Linked DNA regions of Mus musculus: region 2 is linked to region 1. A link is a loop called in an ENCODE intact Hi-C map of the cell type or tissue named here. Cell type or tissue: left cerebral cortex. All regions are shown on one strand.

The links. Peaks named below come from ENCODE experiments on the same cell type or tissue, not always from the same donor. Only the 100,000 strongest peaks of a DNase experiment are listed, where the experiment ranks them.
Region 2: it touches region 1 in a loop (13-fold over the local background); 2 of 42 quality-filtered maps call a loop at or near these places.

The regions. Positions count from the first base shown.
Region 1 is chr1:46,188,568-46,196,567 of GRCm38, forward strand. Dnah7b (dynein, axonemal, heavy chain 7B) reads left to right here. Exons shown (of 65, transcript NM_001368717.1): 24 at 9-118; 25 at 3,084-3,252; 26 at 6,468-6,570; 27 at 6,682-6,809. Among named protein-coding and RNA genes, the nearest start is that of Gm31046, 40 kb to the right of the region's middle. In left cerebral cortex, no CTCF peak of the experiment used is centred here; a DNase peak (open chromatin) is centred at 408.
Region 2 is chr1:46,575,671-46,583,670 of GRCm38, forward strand. All of the region lies in intron 19 of Dnah7c (dynein, axonemal, heavy chain 7C), which reads left to right. Among named protein-coding and RNA genes, the nearest start is that of Dnah7c, 150 kb to the left of the region's middle. In left cerebral cortex, a CTCF peak has its summit at 4,851 (motif pointing right); a DNase peak (open chromatin) is centred at 4,899.

The DNA.
Region 1 (8,000 bases):
GATCCTAGGAAAATAATTTAGAAACAAAGATGATCAATGCTGGTTTGCGATATGGCTATGAATATCTGGGAAATTCCCCTAGACTAGTCATAACCCCACTCACAGACCGCTGTTACAGGTAAACCCTGCCAAAGACATGGGAGCAGTAACTTACACACACACACACACACACACACACACACACACACACCCTAGGCCAGTGATTGAGTTACAGGTAAGTATTTTTACCTTACATTCTATAAATGGATCCTGTGTCCTTTCCCCAGTCCCTAAGCCTCCTCTCTGCTGCTTTCCTGTTTTCATCTCTGGGGATAAGGGTGTTCTTCGCCTTGGCAGTTGTTGGCACTTTCTGTCCCCCTCCCACCTTTTCCTTCTTTTTCCTTCCAACTCTGGCTTCATTTTGGATCATTTGAGTTATACTATTTTTTCTTCCGCTGAGGTGCTGAATTTGCTAGAGTTCTGTTTCTGTGTTCCATGATTTCCAGACTGTTTACTTCCAGGCTCTAACTACCCATGTTCAAAAGAACCATGTCTGCATCTCTCTCCTGTTCACAGTGCATGTGCCTGGTGGGTATCTCTTTTGAGAGATCATATTTACATTTTATTCCCAGTGGAAATTAACCACTTTCTGCATTAAGTTAGCTTTGCTTCCACGATTGTGCTTCTCAGAAGATTGAAATAAACATACATTATATTTTGATTATTATTATTCTCCGCATAAAGGAGACATTAAATAAAGTATGCCAAACTGCAGTTTTAAATTATACTCTTAGAGAATACTCAGAATTGTGAATGCTTTTGTTGAACATTATGACAAATCACGTTTGACTACAAATTACGATGACTTTCAGGTATAGTGTTAATATCTGTAGACACAAGCTATAAACTCTGGTAGCACAGAGCAAAGATGGAATATATAAGCCTTTTCTGTTTTATATCAAAATGAATATGACTAGGAAACAATATAACACACCATTTCATTATCTGGTAATAACCTTGGAAGAACATAGGCTAAATAAAAACATGCTCTTGTTTTCAGTTTTATAAAATAAAAGACACAGATTGTGTCTTGTCACTCACATGTTTTTCTGTCAGTTGGGAAAGCTAGATTAAAAAACAATTGTAATAGTGTGTACTGAGTGAGATACTAGAGGGAAGCATTAGGTGGCATAGGTGTGTAACCCAGATGGGAACTAAGTTTGCAGGAAAATCACTGAAGAAGCAGTGTGCTAAGGAGGGTCTGAATGGAGACAATGTATTAATTACATGGTAAATGGATTGGATCACAGGGTATGTCAAAGGCTCTCTGTACTTCAGTAGCAAATTTAATCCACTTACATTTAATGTCATTAGCAAAGTACTTGGGCCCATTAAGATAATTGTACTGTATTTTTATTTTCCCAGAGCCTTAGTTTTGATCTTAATTCACTTATTTTAATAGTATTCACTATGGTTAAACATTATTTGAATCATTCTCTTTATCTCTCTTATGTTCTTAAAGGATTTATCTCCTGGTTATTACTGTTCACTATAATGTTATTAGAAGTTACTTATTTATTTATGTTACTTGGGATTTTCTTCTGTTCATGTCTTTCTTCCATTCTGGAAAGTTCTCAGATTTTGCCATTTAAATTTTGGCTCTTCATAATTTTACCTTTCTTTATTTTTTGTCCTTTATCTTTTTAAATGTATATTTGATTTCCATCTCTCTAAGTAATTCCCTTAAATTTACCTCCTAACAAATAATCTTATTTCTTTATGTTTATTCTGATATTTAACCCTTTATTGAGTTTTCAAGAGTGTAAGTTTATTATAGAATTTCAAGTTGCCTCTTTTATAAAAATGGCCTCTTTCTCAGTCAGACACACACACACACACACACACACACACACACACACACATTGAGGGAGAGAGAGAGAGAGAGAGAGAGAGAGAGAGAGAGAGAGAGAGAGAGAGATATTGGTTGGTTGGTTGGTTGATTCTGACTGCTAGGAACCAAATATGGAAGACAGTATGCTGTGGATATAGTGACACTCACTGCTGCTGTACTATGTGTCTGACTCAATAGTGATCTTAATGTCCAGTTTTCACTGTGAGCATAATTTGGTAAGGATGGCTTCCCCATGCTGCCTTTACTGATTTCTGTTGTGGACACAGCCACAGTTTTAGACCAATCTTTAAAGAGGGCTTGAGAGTTTTCTTCAGTTCAGAAAACAAAACAAAACAAAACAAAAAAAAAAAAGGTTGTTTTTTTTTTTTTTCTGTGTTTTGGCTCATATGCAATGAGAAATGGAAATTTAACTCATCCTCTTCTTGAGGAGCAATGCAGGCTTGTTCCACAGACTGCCAAGAGTGGTGAGCTTGTGAGCTTCCTGTCCCTTCTCTGATTAACCTCCTTGACTCTCTGGTGTGTGCTGGAGGAAACGTGATGTCCATTAGAGACAAGGCAGCATTTCAAGCTTCCATAATAGGTCCAAAGAGGTAAATTTATCCCACTTCCCCTTCTTGCTCAATTCTAATGGTTTCATATCTGTGCTGCCAAAAGTATATTTGTGTTTATTTGTATTCAACCAAATAATGTATATCTCTGCAGATTTGCACATAACCATTCCTCAACCATTGAATCCCCCTATTGGTAGCATCTTGCATTCTTTAAATTATGGCTGTGGATTTCAAAATTATTTTCTTCTATGTAATATTCCTATAATCTTATAGTAAGGGTAGGTCTCCATAGAGTCAGCTGGATTCTCCACATTGACCAGAAGTCAGGATTGAATTCCAAAAGTTCTAAATTTGCCATGTATATAAATATGCACATGAATTCTATCTGCCTGCCTGACCATCCGTCTATGCGTTCATCTATGCATCTGCCTATCTACTCATCATCCATCCATCCATCATCCATATTCCATCTGTCTACTTTTAGAAGAAAAATTAATAAAAAATAAATGTGCTGTTAGAGATTTTCTGAGGTGAGCAGTGTGTGTGGGGACACATTATAAAAGTGGGGCTGAGAGTCAGGATTCAATTTACCTTTTCTTTGGCCTACATGTTAATTATTCTGTCCATTCCTTTTACTCTAGGACCTTATTTGGAGCACTTCACCTGCACCTTGGAGGAGCACCTGAGGGCCCAGCTGGCACTGGAAAGACAGAAACAACCAAGGATTTAGCAAAAGCAGTTGCCAAACAGTGTGTCGTTTTCAACTGCTCTGATGGGCTGGATTATTTGGCCTTAGGAAAATTCTTTAAGGTATGGATCAAATAACTCCTCATTTATTTGCATTAAGGTAGCTATCAATGGTGGAAGGGGGTTACAAAGAGAAACAATTGGATGCAAACAGAAGCTTTACTGTGCCTTGTATAGTCTCAACAAGTTCCAAGCACAAGTGAGCTCTGCCATGTTCCAGTCCCTGCTATGGAGGACACAGTATCTGACTACTCCTGATTAGGTCATAAACTTAGAAATATTAGGCTTTTGCCTCAGGATCAGTGGGAGCCATCTTGGTTCCAGGACTCTGCTGAAAGTAGTCTGCACAGGTGAGAGTGTGCACTACAGAAGCTAACAGCTTCTGTGACAGGCTAAAGCAACACAGCTTCTGGGAAAGGTTCTGTTTTGGGCCTTCATCTTCGGCCGGGAGGAGGTCCAAACGCCAGATATCTGTGCACCTTCCCTGTAAGAGGAGAGCTTGCCTGCAGAGAGTGCTCTGACCAGTGAAACTCAGAGGAGAGAGCTAGTCTCCCAGGTCTGCTGATAGAGGGTAACAGAATCACCAGAGGAACAATCTCTAAACAGAGACAACTATAACAACTAACTCCAGAGATTACCAGATGGCGAAAGGTAAACATAAGAATCTTACTAATAGAAACCAAGACCATTCACCATCATCAGAAACCAGCACTCCCACTTCGCCCAGTCCAGGGCACCCCAACACACCCAAAAAGCTAGATCCGGATTTAAAAGCATATCTCATGATAATGGTAGAAGACATCAAGAAGGACTTTAATAACTCACTTAAAGAAATACAGGAGAACACTGCTAAACAGGTAGAATACATTAAAGAGGAAGCACAAAAATCCCTTAAAGAATTGCAGGAAAACACAACCAAACAGGTGATGGAATTGAAAAAAAAAATCCAAGATCTAAAACAATAATAAAAAAAAGAACACAAAGAGAGACAGCTCTGGAGATAGAAACCCTAGGAAAGAAATCAGGAACCATAGATGCGAGCATCAGCAACAGAATACAAGAGATGGAAGAGAGAATCTCAGGTGCAGAAGATTCCATAGAGAACATCGGCACAACAAAGAAAATGGAAAATAAAAAAGATCCTAACTCAAAACATCCAGGAAATCCAGGACACAATGAGAAGACCAAACCTACAATTAATAGTAGATGAGCTTGAAGATTTTCAACTCAAAGGACCGGCAAATATCTTTAATAAAATTATAGAAGAAAGCTTCCCAACCTAAAGAAAGAGATGCCTATGAACATACAAGAAGCCTACAGAACTCCAAATAGACTGGACCAGAAAAGAAATTCCTCCCCACACATAATAATCAGAACAACAAATGCACTAAATAAAGATAGAATACTAAAAGCAGTAAGGGAAAAAGGTCAAGTAACATATAAAGGCAAGCCTATCAGAATTACACCAGATTTTTCACCAGAGACTATGAAAGCCAGAAGAGCCTGGACAGATGTTATACAGACACTAAGAGAACACAAATTCCAGCCCAGGCTACTATACCCAGCCAAACTCTCAATTACCATAGATGGAGAAACCAAAGTATTCCACGACAAAACCAAATTCACACATTATCTTTCCATGAATCCAGCCCTTCAAAGGATAATAACAGAAAAAAAAACCCAATACAAGCACGAAAACCACATCCTAGAAAAAGCAAGAAGGTAATCCCTCAACAAACCAAAAAGAAGACAGCCACAAGAACAGAATGCCAACTTTAACAACAAAAATAACAGGAAGCAACAATTACTTTTCCATAATATCTCTTAATATCAATGGTCTCAACTCCCCAATAAAAAGACATAGACTAACAGACTGGCTACACAAACAGGGCCCAACATTTTGCTGCTTACAGAAAACTCATCTCAGAGAAAAAGATAGAAACTACCTCAGAATGAAAGGCTGGAAAACAATTTTCCAAGCAAATGGTATGAAGAAACAAGCTGGAGTAGCCATTCTAATATCTAAAAAAATCGACATCCAACCCAAAGTCATCAAAAAAGACAAGGAGGGGCACTTCATACTCATCAAAGGTAAAATCCTCCAAGAGGAACTCTCAGTTCTGAATATCTACGCTCCAAATGCAAGGGCAGCCACATTCATTAAAGACACTTTAGTAAAGCTCAAAGCACACATTGCACCTCACACAATAATAGTGGGAGACTTCAACACACCACTTTCACCAATTAACAGATCATGGAAACAAAAACTAAACAGGGACACAGTGAAACTAACAGAAGTGATGGAAGAAATGGACCTGACAGATATCTACAGAATATTTTGTCCTAAAACAAAGGGATTTACCTTCTCAGCACCTCATGGTACCTTCTCCAAAATTGACCACATAATTTGTCACAAAACAAGCCTCAACATATACAAAAATATTGAAATTGTCCCATGCATCCTATCAGATCACCATGGACTAAGGCTGATCTTCAATAACAACATAAATAGTGGAAAGCCAACATTCACGTGTAAAATGAACAACACTCTTCTGAATGATACCTTGGTCAAGGAAGGAATAAAGAAAGAAATTAAAGACTTTTTAGAGTTTAATGAAAATGAAGCCACAACATACCCAAACCTATGGGACACAATGAAAGCATTCCTAAGAGGGAAACTCATAGCTCTGAGTGCCTCCAAGAAGAAACGGGAGAGAGCACATACTAGCAGCTTGACAACACATCTAAAAGCTCTAGAAAAAAAGGAAGAAAATTCACCCAAGAGGAGTAGACAGCAGGAAATAATCAAACTCAGGGGTGAAATCAACCAAGTGGAAACAAGAAGAACTATTCAAAGAATTAACCAAATGAGGAGTTGGTTCTTTGAGAAAATCAACAAGATAGATAAACAAAGCAGTATCTCTGACAAGGGAAGTCGTGTTGCATAGATGGTTATTACAATCCATTATTTTAAAAAATGAAATGAAGTCCACTATAAAGAGTAAGCGCTTGGAAATTGTAGATATACCCCTAGATACCTAAAGACATTCTCAGAGCAAAGGCAATAAATTGGGCAGTTTCCCAGTTGATCCAACTCTTTATTCACCTAGAATAATGAATTGGTTAAAAAAAAAAAAAGAGCTGTCTTTAAAGAAAAAGGTAAATAAGCAATTTCCTTGATGGGAATTAAATCCCTGAGAAGATCAGGTGAAATGCATCATTTCATTGTAATACTCAATCAGATAGAGTTGAAAATGTTTATTATTCTTTCCTCCCAGGGACTGTTATCCTGTGGAGCCTGGGCTTGCTTTGATGAGTTTAACAGAATTGATTTGGAAGTACTTTCTGTGGTTGCTCAACAAATCCTTACCATCCAGAGAGGTAATGAGCTTGTCTGTCTATGGAGCAAGTGAAAACAAAGGAGATGGGGGACAGGCAGCAAGTGGCACAAGCTGAAGCACAGCTAACTCATTGCACTTGTGGTTCCCACAGGTATTAATGCAGGTACAGAGCTCCTAGTGTTTGAAGGAACAGAACTAAAACTTGACCCCACATGTGCTGTCTTCATAACAATGAACCCTGGGTATGCTGGGCGGTCAGAGCTGCCAGACAATCTGAAGGTATGGAGGCTGTAATCATAACATGTTTCTTTTTCACCATTTATGAATGCAAAGGGAAAATGTGATCCCAGGATTGTACATTTAAAAATATGCTTTTAGGCACACCACTTTGGGAAATTATTCTAGAAGATCATGTTTAACGCTTCAAATAGTTCTACAAAATAATACAGGTACAACTCCAAAATTTTATAGTTTTACAATGGTAATGATTATCACAAATAAGAAAAGACAGAAAAATACCCAATATTATTATTGTATTCTGTGTTTTCAGTTTTATATGTAGTTTAAAGGGCTCAAATCTGACCATTGTATATGGGTGGTAGGCTTTTTTTTTTTTTAAGTTAATTCAAAGCCAGGGTGAACATTTTCCCATCTTTGTAAATATGATCTGGACTGTAAGTAGGATCACTGAGTTGTCTTTCTGATGGGAATTTAAGTTGCTTTTAGTTCCTCCATTATAATTAGCACCACTGAAGGCTATTGGTGCTGAAGGCCTTTCTCCATTGGAATAAGTCCCTTAGCTGAATTGCCTTCAACACAGAGTGAAGCCATTGACTTGTCATATAGAGTCTCTCAGTTCCTGTTAACACATGATACTTTTTCTTTTCATTTATAAGGGATAAAACACTGTCCTAGCTGAATAGAGTAAAACTTTCACTTTAAGGGGGTAGCATTTGATATGTAAATGAAGAAAGTATCTAATAAAAATTGAAAAAAAAGTAACTTTTCATAGATTAAATAAAAAGATTTTTTTCTCTGTATATTTGCCCTCTTTATTATATACTTTCAGGGTGGATTGCATGTTTATGGACTGTGTATAAGGAACAATATTCATTGGTGAATAGTACATTAAAAATTATAGATCCAAACTCAAGATTTGCCTTCTACTGGTCACATGTGTGTCACAACAGCAACTCAGGGTCATTCTAACTGCTACCCAATTGCTTTGTACTTCTAAACTTCCCCTTTATGTGCTTATGTGATGAAGCACTTTGCTTTAGCGAAGGAAGGGATGGTTTAAAAATGAGAAGTGAGGGATGAAGAGATTGTTCAGTGGGTAAATGTTCCTGCCTCTGAGCCCAAGCACCTGAGACCAGGACCTGCATGGGAGAAGAGAACTGACTCCCTCACATTGAACTCTGACCTTCACACTCTGACCTCTACATGTGGGCTGTAGCATGCATAACCCTC
Region 2 (8,000 bases), 390 kb after region 1:
GGTCATTGCCTTGTTTGAGTTAATTTTATATCCAGATATTTCATTGAACCTGTTTATCAGGTTTAGGAGTTCTCTGGTGGAATTTTTAGGGTCACTTATATATACTATCATATCACCTGCAAAAAGTGATATTTTGACTTCTTCCTTTCCAATTTGTATCCACTTGATCTCCTTTTGTTGTCTAATTGCTCTGGCTAGGACTTCAAATACAATGTTGAATAGGTAGGGAGAAAGTGGGCAGCCTTGTCTAGTCCCCGATTTTAGTGGGAATGCTTCCAGCTCCTCACCATTTATTTTGATGTTGGCTACTGGTTTGCTGTAGATTGCTTTTATCATGGTTAGGTATGGGCCTTGAATTCCTGATATTTCCAAGATTTGGAAATTTGGATTTTGTCAAATGCTTTCTTCGCATCTAAGGAGATGATCCTGTGGATTTTGTCTTTGAGTTTGTTTATATAGTGGATTACTTTGATGGATTTCCATATATTAAACCGTCCCTGCATCCCTGGAATGAAACCTACTAGGACAGGATGGATGATTGTTTTAATGTGTTCTTGAATTCGGTTAGGGAGAATTTTATAGAGGATTTTTGTATAGATATTCATAAGGGAAATTGATCTGAAGTTGTCTATTTTTGTTAGGTCTTTTTGTGGTTTAGGTATCAGAATAATTGTGGCTTCATAGAATGAATTGGGTAGAGTACCTTCTCTTTCTATTTTGTGGAATAGTTTGAGAAGAGTTGGAATTAAGTCTTCTTTGAAGGTCTGATAGAACTCTGAACTAAACCCATCTGGTCCTGGGCTTTTTTTTGTTTGGGAGATGATTAATGACTGCTTCTATTTCTTTAGGGGATATAGGACTGTTTAGATTATTAACCTGATCTTGATTGAACTTTGGTACCTGATCTGACTAGAAACTTGTCCATTTCATCCAGGTTCTGCAGTTTTGTTGAGTATAGCCTTTTGTAGAAGGATCTGATGGTGTTTTGGATTTCTTCAGGATCTGTTATTATATCTCCCTTTTTATTTCTGGTTTTGTTGATTAGAATGCTGTCCCTGTGCCCTCTAGTGAGTCTGGCAAAGGGTTTATCTATCTTGTTGATTTTTTTTAAAGAATCAGCTCCTCATTTGGTTGATTCTTTGAATAGTTCTTCTTGTTTCCACCTGGCTGATTTTGCCCCTAAGTTTGATTATTTCCTGCTGTCTACTCCTCTTGGGTGAATTTGCTTCGTTTTGTTCTAGAGCTTTTAGGTGTGTTGTCAAGCTCCTAGTGTTTGTTCTCTCTAGTTTCTTTTTGGAGGCACCCAGAGCTATGAGTTTTCCTCTTAGAAATGCTTTCATTGTGTCCCATAAGTTTGGGTATGTTGTGGCTTCATTTTCATTAAACTCTAAAAAGTCTTTAATTTCTTTCTTTATTCCTTCCTTGACCAAGGTATCATTGAGAAGAGTGGTGTTCAGTTTCCACGTGAATGTTGGCTTTCCATTATTTATGTTGTTATTGAAGATCAGTCTTAGGCCATGGTGGTCTGATAGGATACATGGGACAATTTCAATATTTTTGTATCTGTTGAGGCCTGTTTTGTGACCAATTATATGGACAGTTTTGGAGAAGGTACCATGAGGTGCTGAGAAAAAGGTTTTGTTTAAGGATAAAATGTTCTGTAGATACCTGTTAAATCCATTTGTCTCATAACTTCTGTTAGTTTCACTGTGTCCCTGTTTAGTTTCTGTTTCCACGATCTGTCCATTGATGAAAGTGTTGTGTTAAAGTCTCCCAGTATTATTGTGTGAGGTGCAATGTGTGCTTTGAGCTTTACTAAAGTGTCTTTAATGAATGTGACGGCCCTTGCATTTGGAGCATAGATATTCAGAATTGAGAGTTCCTCTTAGAGGATTTTACCATTGATGAGTATGATGTGGCCCTCCTTGTCTTATTTGATAACTTTGGGTTGGAAGTCGATTTTATTCGATATTAGAATGGCTACTCCATCTTGTTTCTTCAGACCATTTGCTTGGAAAATTGTTTTCCAGCCTTTTATTCTGAGTTAGTGTCTGATTTTTTTTCCCTGAGATGGGTTTCCTGTAAGCAGCAAAATGTTGGGTCGTGTTTGTGTAGCCAGTCTGTTAGTCTATGTCTTTTTATTGGGGAATTGATTCCATTGATATTAAGAGATATTAAGGAAAAGTAATTGTTGCTTCCTATTATTTTTGTTGTTAGAGTTGGCATTCTGATCTTGTTTCTGTCTTGGGTTTGTTGATGTATTACTTTTTGCTTTTTCTAGGGTGTGGTTTCTGTCCTTATATTGTTTTTTTTTTTTTTTTTCTTATCATCCTTTGAAGGGCTTGATTTGTGGAAAGATAATGTGTGAATTTGGTTTTGTCATGGAATACTTTGGTTTCTCCATCTATGGTAATTGTGAGTTTGGCTGTGAATAGTAGCCTGGGCAGGCATTTTTGTTCTCTAAGTGTCTGTATAACATCTGTCCAGGATCTTCTGGCTTTCATAATCTCTGGTGAAAAGTCTGGTGTAATTCTGATAGTCCTGCCTTTATATGTTACTTGGCCATTTTCCCTTACTGCTTTTAATACTTTATCTTTATTTAGTGCATTTGTTGTTCTGATTATTATGTGTCGGGAGGAATTTCTTTTCTGGTCCAGTCTATTTGGAGTTCTCTAGGCTTCTTGTATGTTCATGGGCATCTCTTTCTTTAAGTTTGGGAAGTTTTCTTCTATAATTTTGTTGAAGATATTTGCTGGTCCTTTAAGTTGTAAATCTTCATTCTCATCTATACCTATTATTTTTAGGTTTGGTCTTCTCATTGTGTCCTGGATTTCCTGGATGTTTTGAGTTAGGATCTTTTTGCATTTTGCATTTTCTTTGATTATTGTGCCGATGTTCTCCATGGGATCTTCTGCACCTGAGATTCTCTTTTCCATCTCTTGTATTCTGTTGCTGATGCTCACATCTATGGTTCCAGATTTCTTTCCTAGGGTTTCTATCTCCAGCATTGCTTCACTTTGGGTTTTCTTTATTGTGTCTACTTCCCTTTTTAGGTCTTGGATGGTTTTATTCAATTCCATCACCTGTTTGGTTGTGTTTTCCTGCAATTCTTTAAGGGATTTTTGTGCTTCCTCTTTAATGTCTTCTACCTGTTTAGCAATGTTCTCCTGTATTTCTTTAAGTGAGTTATTAAGGTTCTTCTTAATGTCCTCTACCATCATCATGAGATATGCTTTTAAATCCAGGTCTAGCTTTTCGGGTGTGTTGGGGTGATCTGGACTGGGAAAAGTGGGAGTGCTGGGTTCTGATGATGGTGAGTGGTATTGGTTTCTGTTAGTAAGATTCTTACATTTACCTTTCGCCATCTGGTAGTCTCTGGTGTTAGTTGTTATAGTTGTCTCTGTTTAGAGATTGTTCCTCTGGTGATTCTGTTACCCTCTATCAGCAGACTTGGGAGACCAGCTCTCTCCTCTGATTTTTGTGGTCAGTGTGCTCTCTGCAGGCAAGATCTCCTCTTGCAGGGAAGGTGCACAGATATCTGGCATTCGGACCTGCCTCCTGGCAGAAGATGAAGCCCTGAAACAGGGCCTGTCCCAGAAGCTGTTAGCTTCTGTAGTCCATACTCTCACCTGCACAGACTAGTCTCGGAGGGATCCAGGAACCAAGATGGCTTCCCCAGGTGCTCTAGCAAAGCCCTCCTGGGTGGGGATGACACCTCTCCTCTGGCAGGGAAGATGCCCGGATGTTTGGAGCCCGAAACGGGGTCTGCCTCAGAAGCTGTCCTCTAGGAACCTTGGGGCTTGTCCACTGCCTCTGCACCCAAGGTGACCCAGTGCTGGAGCAGACTGGAAGGGACTTGTGACCCTAGTCAGGCCAGGTTTTCTGCTTCCCTAATGCTATTTCAGGTCCTGTGCGATTTGGAATGGAACAGAAGTTGTGTCCTACTCACAGGTGGTCCTAAGATCGCATGGAGAATCCTCTAGGGACCTTGGGGGGGGGGGAGGAGGGTGTCTGCCGACTCCACGCCCATGGTGACCCTGTGCTGACACCGACAGGAAGGGACCTCATTTCTGTCTTTAAGCCAACTTTGAGAAAGAGCTCTCTTCCCCATTTTAAAGAATAGAGATTAAACACATGATATATGATAGATGGGTAGAAGGGAGTAGAGGGCAGGATAGAAGTCAGCATGTCACACCAGGGGCCTTTGCTTTGTGCAAGCAATCTGTCACTGTGTCTTTTTATGTGTGAGTTATCTTCTAGGCATGTAAGGATACCTTTCTGTGGTTTTAGTCCATATGCAAATTCGTTCAGACCATTTGGAAGTTTGTATTTAAATCAGAGCCATTGTGCTAACCTGTCTAAGTAGAATTGACCTCAAAAAGTTAAAACAGCTTTATCATATCTAATTAAAAATGTGTATTGCCTCAAATACTGAAACTTTTAGTTTGTATTTTTTACTTTCAACTTTAATATGTTCCACCAGCAAGGTGTATACAAATATTTCACAATGCACACAGCTTTGCAATATAAAACATATCTGTTCTAAGCATTTCAGGTGGGAGATGGTCAGCTGATTGGCTGTACCTAAATGGTTTAGTTTTTGGGTTTTTGGGTTTTTTTTTTTTTTTGCTTTGGGTTTTTGGAGAGGGAGCTTATTTGTTGTTGATCAGACACTATATTTACTGAACCAAATCTAGTTATTCTAAAAGTTGAACATCATAACTTTCAAATATCAGACCTAAGTTAATCAAATTATAGTAAACTACCAGTGTTCAAACCAAACAATTATTGATAATTTGTGAAAGAAAAAATTCACTTTTATTAACAGTAATTTTTTTTCAAACACGACAAACATTTTCTTCCAGATGGTGGCGCTCAAAGAACACTATTTTCAATTTTTGATTTAGGATCATAACAGTACTAGTCCACACTGCATGACTTGCACATTTAAAAATTATGTCCTGAGTTTGTTAGTATTTGTGTGTGTGAGGGCGTGGGAGGAGAGGGAGACAGAGACAAAGGAGGGAGAGGGGGAGTATTAAATATCTATTTGAAACACAAAATCTTCTGAAACTTGCAATGAAATGCCTTTAAAAATTGGAGATTCCTTAATCTTTCATTGCACATGTGCTATACTTTTGTTTTATTGATGAAACAGGTATTAATGATAGTTATTTTTCTTTGCTAAATTATTGTGCTTCTGTAATATCATCACAATTCAACACAAAGCAAACCATGCTGTCTTTTCAGCAGTGTTCTAATTACTAAACAAAAGCCCTGAATGGTGGCATAAGAGATGCTGTATGATGGAACAGATGAGGCAGAAGTGCAAGGCCCATGAGGAGCTCCAGGATAGCTGCACAGTAAATTTGAGGCCAGAAATAAAAAAGAAAAAAAGCCAAAACCACACTAACAAAAAACAAGTGCTACTCTTGGAAAGAAAGAGAGGGCATAGGAACAGCTGAACAGGTGGGGACAGGATCCTTCTGGTCTCCATCTACTCCAGGAATTAAGGCTATCCTACAGCCCTCTGCACCCAAATTCTACCCAGGTCTCTCTAGGAGTGCTGAAACACTTAAGATCACAGGCTCACAGAACCACAGGAGGGACAAGCTTCAGTAAGAGACAGCAAGACCAACTAACACCAGAGGTAAGCAGATGGTAAGAGGCAAGTACAAGAACCTAAGCAACAGAAACCAAGGATATTTAGTATCATTAGAACCCAGTTCTTTCACCACAGCAAGTCCTGGATACAACAACACACAGGAAATGCAAGATACAAATTTGAAAGCACATCTCATCATGATGATAGAGGACTTTAAGAAAGACATAAATAACTCCCTTAAAGAAATACAGAAGAACACAGGTAAATAGGTAGAAGCCCTTAAAAAGGAAACATAAAAATCCCTTAAAGAATTATAGGAAAAAACAATCAAACAGATGATGGAATTGAACAAAATCACCCAGGATTTAGAAATGGAAATAAAAACAATTAAAAAATCACAAAGGGAGACAACTCTGGAGATCAGGAGTCATAGATGCAAGCATCACCAACAGAATACAAGAGATAGAAGAATTTCAGGTACAGAAGATACCTTAGAAAACATTGACAGAACAGTCAAAGAAAATGAAAAATGCAAAAAGCTCCTAATCCAAAACATCCAGGAAATCAGGACACAATGAGAAGACCAAACCTAAGGATAACAGGTAGAAAAGCGAGTGAAGATTCCCAACTTAAAGGGCCAGTAAATATCTTCATCAAAAGTATAGAAGAAATCTTCCCTAACCTAAAGAAAGAGATGCCCATAAACATACAAGAAGCCTACCAAACTCCAAATAAACTAGACCAGAAAAGAAATTTCTCTCATCACATAATAATCAAAACATCAAATGCACAAAACCAAGAGTATTAAAAGCAGTAAGAGAAAAGGTCAAATAACATATAAAGGCAGACCTATCAGAATTACACCAGACATCTCACCAAGAGACTCTAAAATCCAGAAGGTCCTGGGAAGATGTCACACAGACCATAAGAGAACACAAATACCAGCCCAGGCTACTATACCCAACAAAACTCTCAATTACCATAGATAGAGAAACCAAGATTTTCCATGACAAAACAAAACTTATACTATATCTTTTCACAAATTCTACCCTACAAAGGATAATAGATGAAAACTCCAACACAAGGAGTGAAACTACACCTTAGAAAAAACATGAAAGTAATCTTCTATCAACAAATCCAAAAGAAGATAGCCACATACACATAATTCTTTCTCTAACAACGAAAATAACAGGAAGCAACAGTCACTTGTCCTTAATATCTCTTAACATCAATGGACTCAATTCCCCAATAAAAAGACATAGACTAATAGACTAGATATGTAAACAGGACCCAGCATTTTGCTGCGTACAGGAAATGCACCTCAGTGACAAAGACAGACACTACCTCAGAGTAAAAGGCTGGAAAATAATTTTTCCAAGCAAATAGTCCCAAATAACAAGCTGGAGTAGCTATTCTAATATTGAATAAAATCAACTTCCAACCAAATATTACCAAAAAAAAAAAAAAAAAGTAAGAAAGGCCACTTTATACCCATCAAAAGAAAAATCTACCAATATGTACTCTCAATTCTGAACATCTATGCTCCAAATGAAAGGGCACCTGTGGGGAATTGCAGGCTGGTCTCCAGTTGAGCTGAGGTCTGAACCCTAGGAATGGTGATAATTCACCTTCATGACACGGTAGGTATTCCCTTATGCTCCTGGAACTCTGGCTCCTGCCTAAGTTACTGCCCCACACAGTCCCCCCACAAGAGAAGCATGGCTATAAGTCACAGAGGCAATGGCCCGAGCTTCTGACCTTCATGCTAAACTCCTCCCCAGTTACCTAGCAACAGTAAAGACCATAAAAAGGGCTGTTTAGTCTCTGTTTGCTCTCTTACTTGTCTCTCTCTTACTTCTTACCCCTCACTCTCACCCTCTCTTCCCTCTCTTTGTCTTCTCTCCTCTCTCCTTTCTCTTTGTCTTCTCCTCTCCCCTCCTTTCTCCCTCTTACTCTCTTTCTCTCTAGCCTCCCCCTTCTCTCTTTCTACCTTCTCTCTTTCTACCTTCTCTCTTTCTCCCTGCCTTTCTACAATAAAGCTCTAAAACCATAGAGAATCTCTGTTCAACAAGATCCCCTGCTCTCGACAGCAGCAGCGGTCGCCATCTTGGTCCGGGACCCGCCGAACTTAGGAAATTAGTCTGAACAGGTGAGAGGGTGCGCCAGAGAACCTGACAGCCTCTGGAACAGGCAGAAGCACAGAGGGGCTGAGGCAGCACCCTGTGTGGGCCGGGAACAGCCGGCCACCTTCCGGACCGGAGGGCAGGTGCCCGCCCGGCTGGGGAGGCGGCCTAAGCCACAGCAGCAGCGGTCGCCATCTTGGTCCCGGGACTCCAAGGAACTTATGAATTTAGTCTGCTTAGGTGAGAGTCTGTACCACCTGGGAACTGCAAAG